Linked DNA regions of Homo sapiens: region 2 is linked to region 1. Evidence: chromatin contacts called from ENCODE Hi-C or POLR2A ChIA-PET data. All regions are on one chromosome and are shown on one strand. The core of a region is the stretch at or near the end of the contact, and the rest is flanking DNA. Distances in the headings are between cores, read along the strand shown. Region 1 overlaps FMNL2 (formin like 2). Region 2 overlaps CACNB4 (calcium voltage-gated channel auxiliary subunit beta 4).

Evidence for each region. A loop is a pair of places that touch in the nucleus more often than their neighbours do. ChIA-PET counts read pairs that join two places held with the same protein, here RNA polymerase II (POLR2A). Pooled maps may share reads with other maps.
Region 2: a pooled map shows a loop between it and region 1 (4-fold over the local background). The contact joins two enhancer-like sites. A Hi-C loop is called at or near these places in 1 of 168 maps with a recorded cell type or tissue (tibial artery), 10 of 37 single-sample maps with no recorded cell type and 9 of 50 pooled maps. POLR2A ChIA-PET finds 5 or more read pairs at or near these places in 2 of 52 experiments (activated CD4-positive, alpha-beta T cell and activated CD8-positive, alpha-beta memory T cell).

The regions. Positions count from the first base shown.
Region 1 is chr2:152,405,078-152,410,342 of GRCh38, reverse strand. The region is part of intron 1 of FMNL2 (formin like 2); the gene reads right to left. Among named protein-coding and RNA genes, the nearest start is that of FMNL2, 73 kb to the right of the region's middle. RefSeq lists an enhancer at 4,774-5,068. Within about 2 kb of position 2,907, at least 21 of the 41 ENCODE cell types and tissues checked have a DNase peak (open chromatin) inside an H3K27ac peak, as active enhancers do.
Region 2 is chr2:152,037,585-152,043,034 of GRCh38, reverse strand. The region is part of intron 2 of CACNB4 (calcium voltage-gated channel auxiliary subunit beta 4); the gene reads left to right. Among named protein-coding and RNA genes, the nearest start is that of CACNB4, 59 kb to the left of the region's middle. Within about 2 kb of position 4,179, at least 13 of the 41 ENCODE cell types and tissues checked have a DNase peak (open chromatin) inside an H3K27ac peak, as active enhancers do.

The sequences.
Region 1 (5,265 bases), core at 1,658-4,157:
CGCCAATCATTTCACTGGCTAAATGAGAAGACAATGTGATGGTGTGATGTGTGAATTTGAGCTCCACTGGGAGTAGGTACTGGTCTGCTGCTAGAGTCAACACCTGTACATGTGACCAAAGCATGGCACAAAGGCACTGTGTTCACAACCTGTGCTCCATATCGACAGCAAGCACTTGGATTGACAGCTGTTTTCTGAAGGCTGAAAGATGAAATCAACACTGATGAAAGACTATTGGCTGTTCTCTAGGAAGAAGAGTCCATAAACATGACCGAGACAGAACTGTATTGTTCATTCCTGCCACCCCCGTTGCTTCTTTTCCAAAACTGTCACTTAAAAACCATCTTTTTCCTACTCGTTTTGTCTCGAGTTCACACACCTAGACTATTACTAAGCTATTATTGTTTCTGCCTCTAAAATATATCTTTGGGTCAATTTTTCTTTATTTTGATAACCCTGACTACATCCACCAGGTGCAGTATTGCATCATGGTTACAAATCCCAGCTTTGCCCCTAAGCAATATGACCCTGGGAAAATTATCTACTACTCCCAGCTACCATCTGAAAATGGTGACTGTAAGGATTAAATGGGGGAAAAACACATACAAAGTTCTCCATAAAGTATCAATGCCATCATCAGCTTCATCGTTAATCAGGGTCCGATTACTGCATAACTACTACTATGCCATGTCCTCTGTACCCAGAGTCACCATTAGCAGTCATGTTGGTGGCAACTCCATTTGATGTAACTCTCAACTATATCCCATATCAAATGGGAAACTTATCCACAAGACTGTGAAACTTCACCATGCCTTCTCCATGACCTCACTCACACTCCTTTCCTTAACTTCCCCCAGTCAGGGAAACTAACTCTCTGCTCCTGACCTCCTTTTTAAACTTCTGAAAAAAGCAGCAGGGGAGGGGCTCTCAAACTAGTTTTACCCACAGCAGAGACCATGATTTTATTACCTTTCTCCATATCCTCACCAAAAAAAACCATTGCTTATATAAAGAATTAATAAGTGGCGTCTTATCATCTTTATACTGAAGGCATTTTTGCCAGCTGCCATTTTTCTAATCCCTCACAGCAATTGAGAATTTTTTTTAAGCCTTGAATGTGGCAGTCGGATTTGAGCTAATCATTTGGAATTATACTGTCTTTATTTCTTTGGAGCATCTTTGAAGTATCTTGTTATATAAATGAAATATGGGGTGAGGAAGGAAAGGATGCACCTACGAACACTGCTTCGAAGGTTCTTGACTCATAACTTTAAAAGCCTGAGAAGAAATTTATGAAGCCAATTGCAAACCCTTCTTCCCTCTTAACCAGGAAACTTCTAGTTCTTTGTTGTTTTAAAGTATCTGCTAAGGATTGACTTTAGAAATCAATGCACTGCACAGCAAGCATTTCACCCATCCTGACAGAACTACAGATGGTCCCTGACTTACAATTTTCCAATTTTACAATGGTGCAAAAGCGATATATATTCAGTAGAAACCATAATTCCAGTACCCATACGACCATTCTGTTTTTTCAATTTCAGTACAGTATTCAATAAATTACATGAGATATTCAACACTTTATTATAATAGGCTTTGTGTTAGATGGTTTTGCCAACTATAGGCTAATGTCAGTGTTCTCAGCATGTTTAAGGTAGTCTAGGCTAGGATGTTTCATAGGGTAGCTATATTAAATGCATTTTTGACTTACAATATTGTCAATATTTTCAACTTACAATGGGTTTATCAGGGCAAAAAAAAACCCGTAAGTCTAGGAGCATCTGTATTTCAAGGAGAAACAAAATCTCACACACAATTCCTAAATTTCATTTAATCTCTGCTATAGCTTGGGAAAAACAGACAAGAGGGAAGAAAATGCTAAGCCAGCAGTTTGCCAGCAAATATGAAGCCCCAGATACTGTAATTTCAATTCTCACTCCCTGGAAGCTTTAAATGCATAAATGTTTTATAAACCAATTGACAAAGCTTACTCACTTGTCCTAAGAAACATAATACGACAAAGACACAGAAGAGAACATTAGGGCTACGATAAAGATACAAGGTAGAATTCATTGTGTTTAAAAGTGTTTTTTTTAAAAAAGTTCTTTGAAGATAAAAAGACCTAAGTGCTACATATGATTACTTATCACAACTACTCAATATCTATTATCCTACAGGCAGAATCCAAGGCTCTGTGTTAAGTAACTTTCAAATATGTACCTTATTCTGAGCTGGGAACAACACTAATCCACCTACCAGAGAAACTCTCCAACCCTGTTCTCTGCCACCTTCCAGCCCCCATATGTCACTCAGAAGGCAGAGTGACTTTTCCAACCCAAGTTACTTAAGCTAATTCTCGTCTTTCACAAACAGATCCTTCAGCAGCCCCCAGCCTACCTGCACAAAATGCTGGATACCTTGGAAGAGCTACAGGAACTGTTTCTTTCAGCTACTGAGTACCTACTGTGTGCCAGGTACTGCAGTGGTGATTGTTTTTTATTAGACACCACTATGATTAATTTGCTCAGCCTAGAAAATCCATTTCTCCCTGGAAGATGAAGAAAAGGGAAGACAAAGAGGTTTGCTTCTAATTAAGACGAAACCAACAAACAAGCCTGACCCAGGCCATGAAATTGTACTCTCATTGGTTTATGAACACCAGAAAGAGGGCTTGGTACAGCAGCAGCCAGAGCCAACAGACTCAATGGGGCAGATAAAAATTCAAAATTCAGCCAAAATGCTGAAAAGAGAAGAAACATAGGTTCCTCTTCGTTTAATGCACGAGCCACTCTGGCTACTAGGCCACAACTGAGCAGACAAAAAGATTTGGGGACTTTTCCAGTGAACCGAGAAATGTGAGCAGGAGGGGCAGGCATGAAGAGCTCCACCCACACCCCTGAAGGGAGGCGCTGTCAGGAGTCGGCAGAAAGGCAGACACTGACACACCGCATCGCCCAGGGCTGGAAGGGTTTCTCCCAAACGACTGTAAAAAAAGAAATGAAAAGGGAAACAAATAGCATCTGCTAATAGTAACTCCTCATATTCCATTGATGTTATGTTCACCCTATTACTAGAACTCCCTGAGGGTGGCAGGCATTTAGAGGAAATGACATTCTGAAGCTTCAGGGGGAAAGAAAAAAAAAACAAAAACAGAAAGTGAAAAATATTTTAGAGTTCTTTAAGATGTTAATTTAACATCAACATAAGTATAATGACAAACACTCATTAATTACCTTAAGCACTGTGCAAAGAGTTTTCAGATGCTCGGTTTCTAATCGTCCCAGCAACCCAGTATGGAAAATAATATTTTCCTGACTTTTTCAGGTGGGAAAACTGATGCTTAGAGAAGTTAATCTTTCCTCTCAAGATTACAAAGTGACAGAGCCAGGATGAAGTCTGGGTGACTCAGGAAGCTTTTTTCTTCTTTTCCAGTTCATCACATTCAATACCTTTAAATCATTTATAAAAATGTTTCAGTTATAGTCCTATGCCAGGCACCAGGAAGTAATGTGAGAAAATGAAAACAATAAACTTTTCTAAATCAGTAAGAACAAAATGTAAATGAAACGTCTTAGACTTAAAGTGGAACAGTACGTGGTGCCTGGAAGGTCATATGGTTAAATTCTAAATTTAACCATTCTCTCAGACTAAATTTGCTCATCTGTAAAATGGAGGTGATAATATCAAAAGCAATGACTCAACTCAGATAAAAGGTACACTTCCACACAAACATCATTTGTCAAAAATTATGCTACCATCATAACAATTCAAATCTAGGAGGAGAAAGTGTGGGCTGTAGAAGGAATTGAGACTACCATCTTGATGGAGCTATCAAATATCTTCAATCACATCATTTAAGTCACTCAAAAGGGGAAGAAGCCCATAACAAAATAATGGGCCTTAGCTCCCACACACCAGTCTCTTTCCTCCTCTTCCTCTGATTCTTTTCTCTACTGTTAACACCAATTGTAACCTAACAGAGTGCTAATGTCTGCTCAAGTTCAAGCTTACACTATAGCTCTCTCTCCCCACTCAAAATGCTACTGAACACAGTAGATAACTATCTCAGTTCCCTCTTTGACAAGAAAAACAACATGAATGTAAATTACATGGAACCCATATTCTATAATACTGGAATTAAAGAATAAGGATTTAACCACATTGCAGACATTCTCTACTACTGAAGGAAAAAAATGTGCAGCATACACTTATAGACATAGGGAATCATAACATTTCAGAGCCTGAAACAACAAATGAAACTAATCTAATCCAGCCTCCTTTTGTAGTCACAAGAGATATATATACCTTGCCCAAAATCTGTCTTAAGGCTAAATTATGACAGAATGTCCTGAAAATCAGAAGAATTCTTACTCTTCTACATCCCCCTAGCTTCTGAATAACAACTCAATGTATATCATGTATTCTTAAAGACTTTACTATGTTATAATATATGTAGTTTTAAATATCCACCCATATCAATATCATTCTGCATAGATAGAACTTCCAATAAGGCAGCCAAGTGAACTGTTCAAAAACCTACTGCAAACCATAAAAATCAAAGACCCAGAACCAGGAATCAGGAGACCCAGGTACTAATTAGTCCTGATTATCACTGACCAGTTTCTAGATCTCAAGTCACTTTACTTCAACTTGGCCTTTGTTTCTAAAACCATAAAGAGGAGTTGGACCAGTTGGTCTCTAGGGTCCTTTCCAACACCTAAAGCTCCCTAATTCTCAACCACCTGGCACGCAAGGTAGACACAGGAAAACCAACACTTTCATTACAAAAAGTCACAAGGAAAAAAAATCACAAGACATCACAAGAGCTTTAAGGAAAACTGTGTTGAAGCTATGCTTGCTTTGGGGTTTTTCCAGAGGTAAGCACTGTGTTTTCCAAAGGCAAACAGTTCCCTTTCTCCAGAACAAGGACAGGATGTTGGGGACATGAGTCATTCTGTTGACATTCTAGGTACTGGTCAGTTGGAGGACAGGAACCACATCAGCTTCCTAGAGAGCACAGAAGAAAAATCTGCTCCAAAAAAGACCAGAAAGGAAGATGCGTTGAATGTCAGAAGGACCTTTGCTTCCCAAACCTTTCCAATCCAGCCTTCTAGTTAATGATAATGCCCAGCTCATTATAGCCAAAGGAGTAAAAACTTATTTCTAGAACCCCAGCGTCCATACAAGCAGCTAGATGCCAGGGATAAAACAGCCTCCCAATACTAGTAAGACCACCAACAATTTACAGCCTCAACTTCTGTTCCC
Region 2 (5,450 bases), core at 2,930-5,429, 370 kb after region 1:
CATGGCATCTGTAAACTGTTGTGGTGCTGGTGGGTGTGTCTTTTAGCACGCTAATGCATTGTAATTAGCATATAATGAGCTGTGAGACCGAGCAGAGGTCACGCTCCTCTCCATCTTGGTTTTGGTGGGTTTTAGCCGGCTTCGTTACTGCATGCTGTTTTATCAGCAAGGTCTTTGTGACCTGTATCTTGTGCCGACCTCCTGTCTTACCCTGTAACTAAGAATGCCTTAATCTCCTGGGAATGCAGCCCAGTAGGTCTCGGCCTTATTTTACGCAGCTCCTATTCAAGATGGAGTTGCTCTGGTTCAAACGCGTCTGAAAACATCTCTAAAAAAATAAAATAAATAAAATTAACAACACTTTCAGCCAGAAGGGGGAACATAAGATATAAAGTGCCATTTTTCTTTTTTTGATCTTTTTTTAAAATGATTATCTGCTATCAGCAGATGGCCACACAATATGAGCAGTAAATAATGTAGTACATTTAGCCGGTGATTTGGGTCAATGGTACTGCTAGTCTAGCTGTTTTGACTTCAACCTGACTTCCAAGAGTAGCTTGCCAGGTCTGTAGGACTCACTCAGGGATCCTCAGAGGCCCGAAAGGTCCAGACCTTTGTTAAGCAGGAGCCTGAAGAAGTAGAGGCTCCAAGAAATATGGTCCAACCCCCTGGCAAGCTACGACATATAAGAACCAGACCTGGGGAGGGAGCAGACGGATGAAAGGAAATGGAATTGGAAAGCGTTCCTAGGGTTATGCGGGAAGAGGAGCAAGATGCTGTTTGAGGCCTTGCTGGTGACCCTAGATTAGTTAGTAGGGGAACCTAAAAAATGGCATTATGGCTTTCTCTCCATGCTTAGTAGCAATTAGTTTGGAAGCTTCTGGGACTTAGTCCCTTACAGAGTCATTTACCTGGCCCTAGGCACTGGGGAGATAGAGTATTGTTTCCCAGCATGGCCCATTCTGGCTCTGCATTTAGGGTGAGGTTTGGCTAGAAGTGTGGCAGACTGAACAGATCACATAGTTTGCTCTTTCTTTCACTCCTTCAACTATTTATTGAACACCTCCTATGTGCTGGGCATTATTCCAAGTGCTGGGAATGATGGCGTGAGCAGGACAGAGGCTCTGCCCTGTTTGGGTTTGTGTTCTGGTGGAAGTAACAGGGGAATTAGTGCTCACGCAGGGTCTTCTGACTTCTATGTGGATGTTACTTGCAATAGTGCTAGACAGAACACTATCTTTTAATCACTTGCAAGATATCTCCCTTTTTGATGGTTTTGGAAGAAGAAAGAGAAGTCATACCCAAAGCCGTTTTTTTAATTCAGTTTTCCTTAGAAAATCAGAGGACTTCTGAAGATGTCTCCGACAATATAATCTCCATGTCTTTTGGTGATGGACTGATTTGTCCAGATGCTTCTTTCTTCCTGCAGTTTCTGTGCCCCAGTCTCCTATCAAAACTCAGAACTTTCATGGTAATGATTTTAGTAAACTCTCATAACCAGCAATAATATCCCTTCAGCCCCTGGCCTGGCCAACTGCCTACCTTCATGTTTCTTCCCACTGTCATATTATGATTTTAACTGGATTTAATAACTCGTGGCAAATTTAAACAGAAATTTATAGCCCCCATTACAGATTGCCCTTTACCTTCTTCCAGAAATGTTTCCCATAAGTACTGAGCTTATGCAACTAAAACATGATGATGACTTCTAAATTCATAGTTTATTAAACAGATTCTTGAGCTTAAGAACACAGATCTCTCTATACACAAAGGATTCTGCAGTGAAAAGTTCCAAAGGGGAATAAAGTAATACTTTGGGATTAGCAAATGAGAGAGAGAAAAATCATTTGTCTTTCTTAGTGTCTCACAATCATTATACTGAGTGCCAAAAGTTTGTGGGGAGAAACAGGAGGAAGAGCTTTATCCGAGGTTGAAATCCTAATGGCCTAATGGTGTTTCTCCCATGGAGTGTGGGGAGTCTGCTCCCAAAGGGCCCAAAAGGCTGAGGTCAGGCGATGCAGTCGTGGCTGTTTTGCCATGGTCTTTGAGGGCTTTGCCAAGATGACCAACATGGGGATTTGATCAAAATGCAATTTTGTTTATGTGGACATTTTCTCACTAGGAAATTGTCTTGAAAATACCAATTTGTTTCACAGAAAATATCAGCCAGGGGTTAATCACCATCATTTGGCACCGGCAGCATATGCATTTAGATGTGAACAAAGGACTACATTGTTAGATGAGTTGTAAAGGTTTTGCTAATCTTGAAAACTTCTTTTTAAATTTAATTAGCTGGCTGGAAACGGTGGCTCACGCCTGTAATCCTAGCACTTTGGGAGGCCGAGGCGAGTGTATCACCTGAGGTCAGGAGTTCAAACCAGCCTGGTCAACATGGTGAAACCTCGTCTCTACTAAAAATACAAAAATTAGCTGGGCATGGTGGTGTGCGCCTGTAATTCCAGTTACTCAGGAAGCTGAGGCAGTAGAATCACTTGAACCCAGGGGGCGGAGGTTGCAGTGAGCCGAGAATGTGCCACTGCACTCCAGCCTGGGTGACAGAGCAAGACTGTGTCTCAAAAAAATAAATGAATAAATAAAATAAAATAATACAAATAGATAAATAAAATTAATTAGCTGAAGAAAGTATCAGTGAAATGTGAGGGCATGAATAGACATGGCATTATATGCTTTGGTTCAATTATTATCTGAGCCAGATTTAATGATAGATATTTATAAATTTAAAGATTCTAGATGTCATTGAATTCTTTATAAAATGTAGGAGTTAAATACTGTGAGATAGGAGAATCATGAGCCTTCAGATTCAGCAGATGTATAAAATTCTACTTTTTAACTAGTATATGGGTTAGACCTCTTGGTATTTTTGATACTTAAAAAAACTCCCAGCTAATTTATTCAGAATAGCCCATAAATGAGACATTCCCATTTAGCCGCAATGAAAACTGGGGGCCATCACTTATCAGCCAGTACAATTTTTGTAGAAATAGAAGGTGGAATTAAAATTCTTATTCTTTTTGGATATAAAGTATACTCATTGCCTTAAGACCATTAAGTGACTTTAATCTTTGTCAACAAATTATGTCTTCGGTGTACACAAGAATCATATTGCCATAAACTTCTTCTTTTTTTCTGCATTCTCTATTTTAAATTCTTTTGAAAAATAGATGTTATTTTCCATATGGTCTGCTTCAGTGCTTACTTCATGCCTTCGACTATGTTTCTGAGGACTTACGTAGTTTTCCCTGAGCTTCGCTCTACTTTTCCAGGGTTGGAAGGAATACCTGCATTTCTGTGATCAGTGCTTGGTCCCACCCTACTCCCTTGCCTTGCCTGCCTGCCATGCACAGAGTGATCACTCATGTTTTATCAGATGTTTTCATTAAGACATAGAGCATATAACAAGGCTCTTATCCTCATAGAACAAATAATGTAGTTGGAAATGTAAGATAAAACCTATATGAAAACAAGAATATTCTAGGGCTCCATATGCTGCTTGGCAAGTGAACAGAGTAGGAGAAGTGTAGGCTTCCTCCAAAAGACTGGTCAGGGGAAGGTTTGGGTTCAGCATTGAGGGAATAGTAAGATTCTTTTTTTTTTTTTTGAGACAGAGTCTTGCTCTGTCGCCCAGGCTGGAGTGCAGTGTCGAGATCTCAGCTCACTGCAACCTCCGCCTCCCGGGTTCAAGCAGTTCTCTGCCTCAGCCTCCCGAGTAGCTAGGATTACAGGCACCCACCACCACACCTGGCTAATTTTTGTATTTTTAGTAGAGATGGGGTTTCACCATCTTGGCCAGTCTGGTCTTGAACTCCTGACCTCGTGATCCATCGGCCTCGGCCTCCCAGAGTGCTGGGATTACAGGTGTGAGCCACCGCGCTCGGCCCAATAATAAGATTCTTAAGTAGAGACCTCAGAAAACTATGTTTCTTGCTTTTTTTTAAATACAAGGAAATGTTTGCTTATACAGCTAAACCATTTTCTTTAAATGCTGTTTAATTATCCCTATATTAACTAAGCAAGCAATGACCTCAGTTCTGAATTACTGTATTATCTTTCCTCTATATCCGTCCAGAGCTCTAGCCAATGGGCCAGCAGGGAACATGAGGAAGTGTCACACCCTCTTGGGGTGGGGACATACAGGGCTGGGAAGAGAGGGGGAGATTTCCTGTCCAGAGTGTCCTGGGCTGGGAGGTGGAAGGCCTGAGGGAACTGTCCCTCTCCACCACTAACGTGTCCTAGCACCAGTCAGGGCCTCTGTCCCCATCTGTGTGGCCACAGCTGGTCACCCTCCTCCCAATCTCACATGCCATGAGTCTTTGAAAATGGCTGAGTTTGCAGCCTGTCCTGCTTTTATTGCCATGTCTTTTGTGGAAAGAGGAAAAGGAAGTCTCAGCCTCTGCTGTTAATGAGCTGTTATACGAGCCAGCAGGCTGCAGCAGAGTAGTGGGCCTTTCCTCTTCTGTGCCTCCAGCTGCTCACGCACACCTATCCTCTTCCATCTCCCAGCCAGACTCGGTGCTGAGGTAGAAGCCTGTGTCCCAGGTGCTCATCATCTCTGCTGAACACATTCATTATCTGCAATCAAGCTGCATTCCAGCTTCTTGCCAAACCCTTGTCTGTCAGTAGAAGCTGCATTGGGGATATACAGTCTGAATTTGGCTCATTAGGCCAAAGGCAAGCAGCAGAACTTGGAAAAGGCCGGGGAGGGCTGTTGCGTGGTTCTCAGCAACTTGTGCACACTCTGGTGTGAGAGTTACCAAACCCCAGAATTACAAGCTCACCAACCCCTTACTTTACAAGACTTTTTGTTCTGCATTCCCATTGCAGGCCAGCATCCTTGATGCTTTGAAGAATTTAGGAACTTTGCCATTGGCAGGATTTATGAAAGCTACCCCCACCTCCTGCCTCCAAATACAGCATGGTAGATCCCAGTAGGTTCCTGACATGCATTTCTTTGGGGGCCCTCTGATCCTCCCCAGTTTTCCTGGCCAGATGAATGCTGAAGATTCCCTGGGCCCTGCGTTTTGTCACGGCCTCCTTGGGGGTGGTTCCCTTCTGCATCCAGCTGTTGCAGCCTGGCTCTGTGTTCACTGCAGGCTGGGGCCCGGCCAGCTCCCTGCTGTAGCAGTTGGTGAGCAGCTCCAAGGATGAGGGGGGAGCAGCAGTGCTGCAGGCCTGCTGAGGTCTTGGCTCACGGTGGCTCCCCTGGCTGACTTTTGACCAAATGGGAGAAGAAAAATCTTCCCTCCTCCCTTTAGGTCTCAGAGGGAGGCCATGTCTCCCTAGAGCATTTCTTTCTCTCCCTCCCATCCTTAGGAAAAGAAGAGTGTCATCCTAAATGCTGTGCCTTCACCTGAGAGGGGATATGTGCTTTTGGTCTAAGCAAGAAGAATGAGAAAAATTTAGGCTCACTGGGAGTCAGAAGGTCACATTAT